Linked DNA regions of Homo sapiens: regions 2 and 3 are each linked to region 1. Evidence: chromatin contacts called from ENCODE Hi-C or POLR2A ChIA-PET data. All regions are on one chromosome and are shown on one strand. Each heading gives the region's core, a stretch centred on a gene start or an enhancer-like site at or near the end of the contact. The rest is flanking DNA. Distances are from core to core; before and after follow the strand shown.

The links. Hi-C counts contacts between places; a loop is a spot of excess contacts on that map. ChIA-PET counts read pairs that join two places held with the same protein, here RNA polymerase II (POLR2A). Pooled maps may share reads with other maps.
Region 2: a loop to region 1 is called in a pooled map, with 8 times the contacts of the local background. The contact joins the enhancer-like site here to the promoter of TSC22D2 in region 1. A Hi-C loop is called at or near these places in 7 of 50 pooled maps. POLR2A ChIA-PET finds 5 or more read pairs at or near these places in 2 of 52 experiments (activated CD8-positive, alpha-beta memory T cell and activated T-cell).
Region 3: a loop to region 1 is called in a pooled map, with 2.7 times the contacts of the local background. The contact joins the enhancer-like site here to the promoter of TSC22D2 in region 1. A Hi-C loop is called at or near these places in 1 of 168 maps with a recorded cell type or tissue (HepG2) and 7 of 50 pooled maps. POLR2A ChIA-PET finds 5 or more read pairs at or near these places in 2 of 52 experiments (activated CD4-positive, alpha-beta T cell and activated CD8-positive, alpha-beta T cell).

Annotation. Positions count from the first base shown.
Region 1 is chr3:150,406,249-150,409,839 of GRCh38, forward strand. TSC22D2 (TSC22 domain family member 2) reads left to right here and starts at 2,050. Exons shown (of 3, transcript NM_001303264.2): 1 at 2,050-3,591. The coding sequence starts at 3,103. RefSeq lists silencers at 2,141-2,740, 3,411-3,580 and an enhancer at 3,111-3,160.
Region 2 is chr3:150,785,100-150,788,690 of GRCh38, forward strand. No RefSeq gene overlaps it. Among named protein-coding and RNA genes, the nearest start is that of SIAH2, 24 kb to the left of the region's middle. RefSeq lists a silencer at 2,905-2,964. Within about 2 kb of position 1,737, at least 2 of the 41 ENCODE cell types and tissues checked have a DNase peak (open chromatin) inside an H3K27ac peak, as active enhancers do.
Region 3 is chr3:150,720,170-150,723,760 of GRCh38, forward strand. It overlaps the pseudogene SNRPCP3. Among named protein-coding and RNA genes, the nearest start is that of ERICH6, 18 kb to the left of the region's middle. Within about 2 kb of position 1,682, at least 2 of the 41 ENCODE cell types and tissues checked have a DNase peak (open chromatin) inside an H3K27ac peak, as active enhancers do.

The DNA of each region.
Region 1 (3,591 bases), core at 800-3,299:
TCTTTGTAGCAGTTTGATGTAATAAATTCTGTACATTTTTTAAGGGCAAATGTATAAAAGTAGCTAGGGCTTTTAAACTTTTGGAAAACAATATTTTCAAGAGAACTATTAAACACAAATCCTTAACCATCTAAATGACACTTTTAAAAGTTATAAATCATATGCTTTTCCTAAGATGTCTTTTAACATCTTTAGCCCCCTCCTTACCAGAAATTTAGTCCACTTCTGGATCTCTTCTAAATTATCTTTATCTTTCCTTTCATCTCATAATATATCATTTTAAGGAGAAATGGTCTTACAGATTACTTTAAGATTTTTCCTCTAAATGTACGATTTAAGAGTATCATAACGAGTAATCAAGAAGTTTATATGATAAGATAATGTAAAGGGATGAGCAGGCATATAATACTCATTTTTCCAAAAGCACCACCATCAACACTACCCATTATAACCACCTTAAACATCTGGTAAATCAATCCAAAATTAAATTAAGCTTTTATAAATTCATATTGGGTTTAACCATTTGATCTAACTTATTGATGGAAAACTGCCTCTAACAATTACTGAAATTACAGACTTAGAAATGAAACATTCCATTAGCTATCTCTGCCACAATAGCATAACGTTACATTTTGTTCCATTACTTTCGCCCAGCCCCTTAAGAAATAGGGATTTTATGTCGTCTTATTTCACATTCTGACTCCAGTCACTTGGGTTTGGAGGGCATGGTTTCCACTAAAGTTAAAAGACCTAGCTCTATAAATTACAACTAAAGACCTAAAAAATTCTCTGCAAATTTAATTCTCAAAACATCTTTTGGGATAAAAAGTATTTCTATTCTTCAAAGATTAGAGAACCGAGTTCAACGATTTACTGATTTAAGTTATCATTATGTGATTGCTAACGCTGCAGTAGATATGAAATCACGATTTCCATTAAGACTTAGATTTTACCTAAATGACGACTGCTTTAGTATGTCAAAGTTTAGGAGCCCATCCCCATTTTTTTAAACTGCTTAAAAGAATGGCCTTAGCATGCCAAAGTTTAAGAGCCCATCCCCATTTTTTTTTAACTGCTTAAAAGAATGGCCTTACCATTTTCTTTGGCCAGGAACTAACTACAAGATGATAAATTTGCCAGTACTTTCTTTTCATAGTTGTTCTTTGCATTGGAACAGGAAAGGGTGCTTTATCACTCGTTACGGTTGTTCATGGCCCAATCCAAATCATATAATACGCTGGCTGCTACTAACAGTTTTAGAATAAACAAAAAGAAGAACTATAATGCAGTAGGTTCTACATTTATAAAGCCCATGAGCTGATTTCGTGCCGAAAGTAAAACAGTCTCAAGAGTTTAAATGAATCCTGGAATCACAGCAAATTCAGGAAATTTAGGAATATGTTGGTAACCCTTAAGCTTTTTAAAAACTGACTACACCCTGGGCAAGTAACCACCCCCTGATGCCGTTGTGGGAGACAGAATTTCTGGCAGGAAGATAATTTTCTGACTCAATCTGGCTTGCCGTTCTTGTTTAATCATCCCCATTTCTCTGAACATTTTACTCCTCTGACTACAATGGTCAACATTTATTTTCAGAAGTTTTAAAGTGATTTAGTTCTTCCAGCCGCACCTCTTTTTATCCCATCTAAGTCTTCCCCAGCCCCCATTCCTATCGCCCTCGTTTCACTAAGATTTTGCTAAACATTAGACACAAGCACATGACCTCCAGTCTTCCACTGTCTCGGAACAAACCGACATAAAAACATCTGATTAGTTCCATTGTAAGCTTCCCTAGGCTTAGAATTTAAAATGGTCTTTAGCTCGTCAATGCTTAAAGAACCTACAACACAAAATTTAAATTTTAAAAATTTTAAATAAAGAAACCGCTCCCTTTTTTAACCTTTAGCCCCGCCCATTGCCCCCCACCCCAGGTTCCACGCGAAACTGCAGGAAACCGGAGGGGGCGGAGCGGTGACGTCACGACGCCGGTGCGTCACGGAACGGCGGCGGCTGCGGCGCTGGCGGTGGCTGCGGCAGCGGCGGCATTTTAGTCGGCAGCGGCGGCGGCAGCGGGGCTGCTGCTCCTCCCAGCATCCCTGGCGCGGCCATTTCAGCCCCATCTTGGCCCAGCGGAGGGAGCTGCAGCCGCCGCTTCAGCAGTTTGAATTTCAGTTTCTTCGGGGTTTAGGAATTGGGCGCACCGAGGAGGAGCCGGAGAAGCCACCACCGCTACCTCACACAGCCGGGGCGCCTCCGGTCCCGTGCCAGCGGTCTGCCGCCGCCGCCCCTCTCTGAGAGAAGCCGCGAGGGGAGGCCGAGACCGCCGTCGCCGCCCGCCCGCAGGGGTGGTTCCCCCTGTAAGGGGAGGACCGAGCCGGCTTTCCCCTCCCCCAGAGCGGGTTTCCGCCTGAGGCAGTCGACATGTCCCTGGGGCTGAGCTCCGGCTAGAGCCGGGGAGGGAGGGCCGCCTGCCCGCGCCACAGCCCCACCGCCCGCCCGCGGACCTTCAGCCAGCTCCGGCCCGCGGCTCCCGGCTGAATTAGGCATCTCCGACTCCGGACTCGCCGCTCCTTCCCTCAGTCAGAGAGCCCAGCGCTGACGCCGGCACCGGCCTGAGGAGCCCGAGCGGGGCAGCACCGCCCCTCACGCCGCCGCCACCGCCTCCTCCTCCTCCTCTTCGCCCTCCCACTCCCACCCCCAGCCAAGGCCTGCTGACCGCGCCGAGCGCCGAGCTGGACTGACCACGGCTGCCCGGAGACGAGAGAGGAAGCAGCCGGCCCGCCCCTGGGTTCGCGCTCTCGCCGCCTCTGAGGGAATTGAATTGAGGCGCCGCGGCTGCGAGAGCTAAAAAGGAAGGAGGAGCCGCCGCGGGACTGAGACGGGGGCAGAGCCGAAGAGACCGACACAGAGAAGGAAACGAGGAGGAGGATGTCTCACCGGGCGGCCAGCGCCTGGATCAGCCCGTGACTCTTAACAGCGGCGGGCCTCAGACCCCAGCGCAGACTCGGACTTTGTCTTTGGGGGCCCGTGCTCTGCCCTCCCCGGTTTCCGACAGGACCCAGAGGAGCCGGCGTGCCTCTCTGCCCTCCAGCCTTCTTCACCATGTCCAAGATGCCGGCCAAGAAGAAGAGCTGCTTCCAGATCACCAGTGTCACCACGGCCCAGGTGGCCACTAGCATCACCGAGGACACCGAGAGCTTGGACGACCCGGACGAGTCACGCACAGAGGACGTCTCCTCCGAGATTTTCGACGTCTCTCGGGCCACGGATTATGGCCCTGAGGAGGTCTGCGAGCGCAGCTCTTCCGAAGAGACGCTTAACAATGTTGGGGATGCGGAGACTCCCGGGACCGTCTCCCCAAACCTCCTCCTAGATGGGCAGCTGGCAGCGGCGGCTGCTGCTCCCGCCAACGGAGGAGGAGTCGTTTCGGCCCGGAGCGTGTCTGGGGCGCTCGCCAGTACCCTGGCGGCGGCTGCCACTTCGGCCCCCGCCCCCGGAGCACCCGGCGGCCCCCAGCTCGCGGGCTCATCCGCCGGGCCAGTGACTGCAGCCCCATCTCAGCCTCCCACCACATGTAGTTCCCGTTTTCGC
Region 2 (3,591 bases), core at 487-2,986, 380 kb after region 1:
ATTATTAGTATCTTACATTAGTATGGTACGTTTGTCACAATTAATAAACCAATATTAACACATTATTATTAACTTATGTCCATACTTTATTCAGGTTTTCTTAGTTTTTATGCAATGTCCTTTTTCTGTTCCAGGATTCCATCAAGGATACCACATTATAATTAGTTGTAATGTTTCCTTAGGCTCCTCTTGGCCATGACAGTGTCTTAGACCTTCCTTGTTTTTGATGACCCTGACAGTTTTGAGTAGAACTGGTCAGGTATTTTGCAGAATGTCCCTCAGTTGGAATTTGTCTGATGTTTTTCTCATGATTAGACTGGGGTTATTGGTTTTGGAGAGGAAGACCACAGAGTAAGGTATCACCATGCTTATCATTGCTAATGTTAGCCTTGATCACATGGCTGATTAATGTTTGTTAGGTTTCTCCATTGTAACGTTACTTTTTTTTTTTTTTTTTTTTTTGAGACAGGGTATCAGTCTGTCACTCAGGCTAGAGTCCAGTGGCATGATCTTGACTCACTGCAGCCTTGACTTCCCGGGCTCCAGCAATCCTCCTCTCTCAGCCTCCCGAGTAGCCGGGACCACAGGCATACGCCACCAAGCCTGGCTAATTTTTGTATTTTTGGTAGAGACAAGGTTTCTCTGTGTTGCCCGGGCTGGTCTTAAACTCCTGAGCTCAAGCTATCTACCCACCTCGGCCTCCCAAAGTGTTGGGATTACAGTCGTCAGCCACTGTGCCCCGCCTAATATTACTCTCCCCTTCACTGCCCCCTGCCTTTTTTACACTCTACACTTTGAAAGGAAGTCACTATGTTACAGCCCACACTTAAGGAGTGGGAAGCTGTGCTCTACTTCTCTAACGAGAAGCATCTATGTAATAAATTATTTGGAATTTATTCTGCATGGGAGATTTGTCTATTCTTCCAAATTTATTTATTTATTCAATCATTTATTTATATCAGTATAGGCTCATGAATATTGATTGTCCAATAAAGTTGACCAATACAACTTTTATTTATTACGTTGCAGTTCCCTAATGGCAAATGATGTGGAACATCTTTTCATAAGCAGTAGTTTCCCCCTTATCCACAGTTTCACTTTCTGCAGCCTCAGTTACCCATAGTTGACCAAAGTCTGAAAATATTAAGTGAAAAATTCCAGAAATAAACAATTCATAAGTTTTAAATTGCGTGTTGTCCTGAGTAGTGTGACAAAATCTCATTCTGTCCTGCTCTGTCCCACCCAAGATGTGAATCATCCCTTCGTCCAGTGTCTTCACATCGTATATACCACCCGCCCATTAGTCACTTTGGAGCTATGTTGATTATTAGATAGAAAAAACATAGTATAATAGGGTTCCATACTATCCGTGGCTTCAGATATCCACTGGGGGTCTTGGAACATATGTTCCGTAGTTGAGGTGGGACCACTGTATTTATTTGTCATCTGTATACTTTCTTTGGTGAGGTGTCTGTTCAGATCTTTTGCCCTTTTTAAAAGTAGGGGTCAGCCGGGCGCAGTGGCTCATACCTGTAATCCCAGCACTTTGGGAGGCCGAGGCAGGCAGATCACGAGGTCAAGAGATTGAGACCATCCTGGCCAACATGGTGAAACCCCATCTCTACTAAAACTAGAAAAACTAGTTGGGCGCAGTGGCATGCATCTGTAATCCCAGCTACTCAGGAGGCTGAGGCAGGAGAATTGCTTAAACCTGAGAGGGGGAGGTTGCAGTGAGCCAAGATCATGCCATTGCATTCCAGCCTGGCAACAGACAGAGATTCCATCTCAAAGAAAAAAAGTAGGAGTTACCCTACTTTTGAGAGCAAACTGGACCTGAGACCAGTTTGGGGCATGTGGGAGGGGGACCTGGGAAACCTTGCCAACCCTAGATTCCTTCAACTGTGGCTTCTGAGACTTTCACCTTGGAAGCTCAGTCAACCCAAGTCTGAGTCATTCTGACAAGGGCAGGGTGGGGTTTGCAGGCAAATTCTGGATAGACCAAGATTGTGGCTCATTTAAGATCATTTGTCTCAGTTTCAACTTCTTTTCATACATTACTTAATGCTTCATGAAATAAACTAAAATATTTCACAAATGCATTTTTTCCCTATTGCCTTTGGCCATCATTTAGAACTAATTTTCATGGCATCAGTTTAAGGCACATGAATTTTATAGGACTGTGAATGTCTAGTTTCTAGGCTTTTCTACTTCATGAAGTCTTGAGCAAGGTGGGTTTGGATGAATGTGTAGACACGTGGAGACTTCCTTATCTTGGATGCAATTCTTTACTCCTTTTTTTTTTAAAAAAAAAAATAATAAAAAAGAAAAATTTGAGCAGGACCAGAGGATTTTTACTCATTTTTAAAGATAGGCCTGGCTGGGTGCAGTGGTTCATATCTGTAATCCCAGCACTTTGGGAGGCTGAGTCAGGAGGATTGCTTGAGCCCAGGAGTTCAAGACCAGCCTGGGCAACATAGGGAGACCTCTGTCTGTACAAAAAAGATAAAAAATAAAAAAATTAGCTGTTTGTGGTGGAGGCGCACACCTGTAGTCTCAGCTACTCAGGAGGCAGAGGCAGGAGGATCATTTGAGCCTGGGAGATCGAGGCTGTTACTGATCCAGGAAAAATGTCATGTATTGCTGTCATATGACAAAGATTGCTGTGTTCTTTGGTGTTTAGGCATCTCTGTTAATTTCTCTGCAGTTTACCTTTCTGAAGATCTTCTTAAAGTCAGAGACCCATTTTCTACTGTGGTAATGTACAAACATTAGTTTTTCTAAGGAAATGCTGCTACCTGTCAGCAAATTAGAATTTTGACAAGCTTATCTGGTGCAGCTGCAGGCGGTGCCACCACTAGGGGTCAGGCGACGTCCTGATAAAGGAAGCGCAGTCACGGGGAGGCGTGAGGCGGCGGAGAAGTGCCTGGCCAACTCACATTTTGGGAGAGAAAATGTGCACCATTCCTGGATGGAGCTGAAATGCAGGCATTCTAAGCTTTGGCACTGAGAGCTTTTTGTTTGTTTTGTTTTGTCTTTTGTGATTTGAATGCTAATTCTCTGAAGAGAGCCAGAGATTTTATGTCTGTCATTTTGCCTACAATTTCTCTTGTCTGTAGATTTTCAAATGTCATTTAATTTCTCCCTTACCAGCCCTGTCTGTCCATTCCTAGTGGATTTAGGGTGTAGAAAATTTCTGTATTCTCTCCGTTTTCAATAACGTTTTTATTCAGATGAATTCTGGATAAAATGAAACAGAGTCAAAGAATGGGAGGTCTGGGGAAGAGAGAGGAGGACACCCCTGGTCCTGTGTGGTCTCAGGAGGAGGTGATGGCAGGGATGGGGAATGAGTCTTTCCTCCTACCCAGATCAAAGAGCTCCGGGCACCTTTGAGCCCAGGTATCAATTCCAATTGGGGACAATATCAGGGCTCTCACCTGAGATATTGCTCCTTTATATTCGTATGCACCCAACGCACATTGCTACTCCATCTCTTTTTCTGCTGAGCCCTGATCAGCCTCGGAATGCTTCTCAACCAAGTGCTTCAGGAAGTCACTATTAGCTTTGCCATCATTCCTGGTTTGGCAATGCCTT
Region 3 (3,591 bases), core at 432-2,931, 310 kb after region 1:
CTCACAGTTCCACATGGCTAAGGAGTACTCACAATCATGGCGGAAGACAAAGGAAGAGCAAAGGGACATCTTACATGGCAGCAGGCAAGAGAGCGTGTGCAGGGGAAGTCCCCTTTATAAAACCATCAGATCTCATGAGACTTATTCACTATCGCGAGAACAGCATGAGAAAAACCCACCCCCATGATTCAATTACCTCCCACCGTGTCCCTCCCATGTCATGTGAAGATTATTACAACTCAAGGTGAGATCTGAGTGGGGACACAGAGCCAAATGATATCACCTCCAATGGGCAGCCTCATTCCAGGAGCACATCCCATTGGCATCATCCAGGAGGAGGGGGGGGCCATCATTGGCATCATGGGAGGGCCCCCCAGCTGGGGTGCTGGCATCATACCTGGTGAGGAACAGGAAGAGACTGGGGGGAGGTTGGATCATCGCTCCTGCAGGAGGAGGAACAGAGAACAGAGTAGGAGGTGTTCTTCCTTGTTGAGATGCAGTCTTTGTTCTGTCAGCCAGGCTCCGAGCCTGCTCTTCTATCCATTTCTGGTAGTAGTCTTTCACATTCTCTTTGTGTTTCCTTCCACTGCAATGGTAGGTTCTCACAGATGGAGAGTCGTGGGTGAGGTATGTATTGCAGAAGTCACAACAAAACTTAGGCATGTTGCTCTGTAGCCCGTTAACCACTCTCTTCCCTGATTTTGCTTTGTTTTGATGTGACATTGAAGCACTGCACATGCGCAGAGCAGCTAATAGTTCTTCCCTCTTTGGATTGTTGGATGAAATTTTTTTGAATTTTATTTTTTATTGATACATAATAGATATATGTGTTTTGGGGGTACATATGATAATTTAATATATTTATATAACTTGTTAAGAACAAATCAGTGTAATTGGGACAGCCACCACCTTAAATACTTGTCCTTCCTTTTTGCTGGAAACATTTGTATTATTCTCTTAGCTATTTTGAAATATACAATAGGTTATTCTAAACTATAATCACCCTAGTGATCTATGAAACACTACGTCTTATTTCTTCTATTGGATTAAATGATTTAATACCTGCAATGCTCTTAGCATTGTGCCTGGCACATGATAAATAAATATTAGCTGTCGTTATTCCGACCCAAAACAAGAACATTTTTTATTGTTACAGAAAAAATTGGACCATTGATTATGTTTCACCATTTAAGTGGCTATTGTTTGCATGCTTTCGACAGTTCTATCCCATGCCCTATACATTTACTTTCCCCCAGACCTCCCTCCCCTCCATCTTCAACCTATTACAACAGGGTGTAATAATATAGACGAACACTAGAGGGAAGCATGCAATTGCAATGAAGAAAATCGGCATCAGCACACTTGAAATTCAGACAAGAAGATAGAAGATGTCTAGTATCAAAGGAAAGTGAAATGTCTTCCTTTAATATAGTGTCTTGTAGTATTCTCCTATAGGAGGGAAGTATTATTACTCTATCGGATGAGTATTCCTACTGGAAGGATAGCTGCGGCATTTTAAAAAATCCTGCCTGTATGTGCCTGCCATAAAGATGTCACATAACCATTTCCTCACGTGCTGTTCACTCCACACCCCAGCTCTCCTGAGAGCACTTAGCTTCTCCCGTGAGCCGGTTCCTCCGATGGGAGGCATTTGGAAGCCTACATTAGTATAGTGCTGCCTTACAACGCACTTTAATGTAATATCTAGTCTCTGGGAGGCCCAGGAGTGCTTCAAATTCTAGGCTTCCCTGAGATGTCCAGTGCATTTCTGTTGAGGTGTATATGGGCTCACTCGGCCTGAGTCCCTCAGGGGCAGGAAACGTACCCCATCTTCACCTTTGCATCCCCAGCAGTTTGCAGTGCTGGGCATGCCCTAGAGAAGCTGGATAATGTCTGTTGGACTAAACTGCTTCATGAGCTGCAGACAGAAAAAGAGGGAAATTTATGCTCACTTTATGCCTGAGCAATGGGACTCTAAACTGCACCCCTAACCAGTGAATATTTTTCATTATTTTTCTGGATTATAAAAGTTCATGCTCATAATGTGAAAATCATGCAAAAAGAACATCTAAAATATTCATAATCCCATCCATCCAATATTAACCTGGGGAATACTACAGATTCTTTTAACCTTATGTCAGAGTATAATATATAAATATATGTGTGTGTGTACATATATATAGTGTTTACATTTATGGCAGCATGGAACACCTATCTTTTAAAAATTTTTTTTGAGATGGTGTCTATACTCTGTCACCCAGGTTGGAGTGCAGTGGCGTGATCTGACTCGCTGCAACCTTGGCCTCATCCTCCCACCTCAGCCTCCTGAGTAGCTGGTACCACAAGCGTGCACTACCATGCCCAGCTAATTTTTTGTATTTTTGGTACAGACAGGGTTTTGCCATGTTGCCCAGGCTGGTCTTGAACTCCTGAGCTCAAGTGATCCACCTGCCTTGGAATCCCAAAGTTCTGGGATTACAGGTGTGAGCCACCATGCCCAGCCCTACATCTATCTTTTTTTTTTTTTTAAAACTAATCCCTTTCTTTTGGGAATTTAAGCTGTTTCTCAATTTTTGCTTTTTTTAAAGAGCAGTCTGGTGAATATTCGTGTAGCTAAGTGTAAGCCCACATTCTTTATTAGTGTCTTAGGATAAATTCCCAGAGGCAGAATTTCTGGGTGATGGGTAATTTACATTGTCACCAACAGTGACAGTGCCCTTGATCAGATGAAGAGTTTTAATTAAACGTCACACCAGAACTCCATAATCTTGTCTCAGTCATGTCATCGCTGCTCAAAACATTTGGTGAACTCTGTTTGGTGATCCAGGCTATGACTCATATAAGAAAATAAATCTTAATCTCTCATCTTGCCTTTGATCTTTGACTGTTCAAGAAAATCTAATTTACCACAAAAGGACAAAGACAGCAACCATGGCAGATTTTCATATAGGTGTGCCACCAGAGTCAGGAGGAGATAGGGAAATGCTTCCCAGACTGTTCTGAATAGTGGCAAATCAGAGAATAATTCCTCTAAGTCTTTTTGGAAATTAGAATGGAACTTCCCTATCATCTGAAGACTCCTTATGGATTGAACAAGGAGGGCCCTCTTGACTGGTTTGTCTTTCTTTCTTTTTCTTTCTTTCTCTTTCTTTCTTTCTTTCTTTCTTTCTTTCTTTCTTTCTTTCTTTCTTTCTTTCTTTCTTTCTTTCTTTCCTTCTCTCCTTCCTTCTTTCCTTCCTTCCTTTCTTCCTTCCTTCCTTCCTATCTTCTTTCTCTTTCTCTCTCTCTCTCCCCCTGCTTCCTTTTCTTTTCTTTTCTCTTCTCTTTTTTCTTTCTCTTTTCTTTTCTTTCCAGGGTCTATGCTATGCTGCCTAGGCTGGTCTCAAATTTCTGGACTCAAGCAATCCTCCTGCCTTGGTTTCCCAAAGTGCTAGGATTACAGGCATGAGCCACCTTGACTGGTTTCTTCCTTAAAGGTTCCTAAGCTTCGCCTTTTTTTTTTTTATCTTAAAGATGGACACAGAGATCTAAACATTAAAACAATTTATTTATTGGAGTTTCCTCATAGAAGGGTAAGAGAGACAGTTGCAC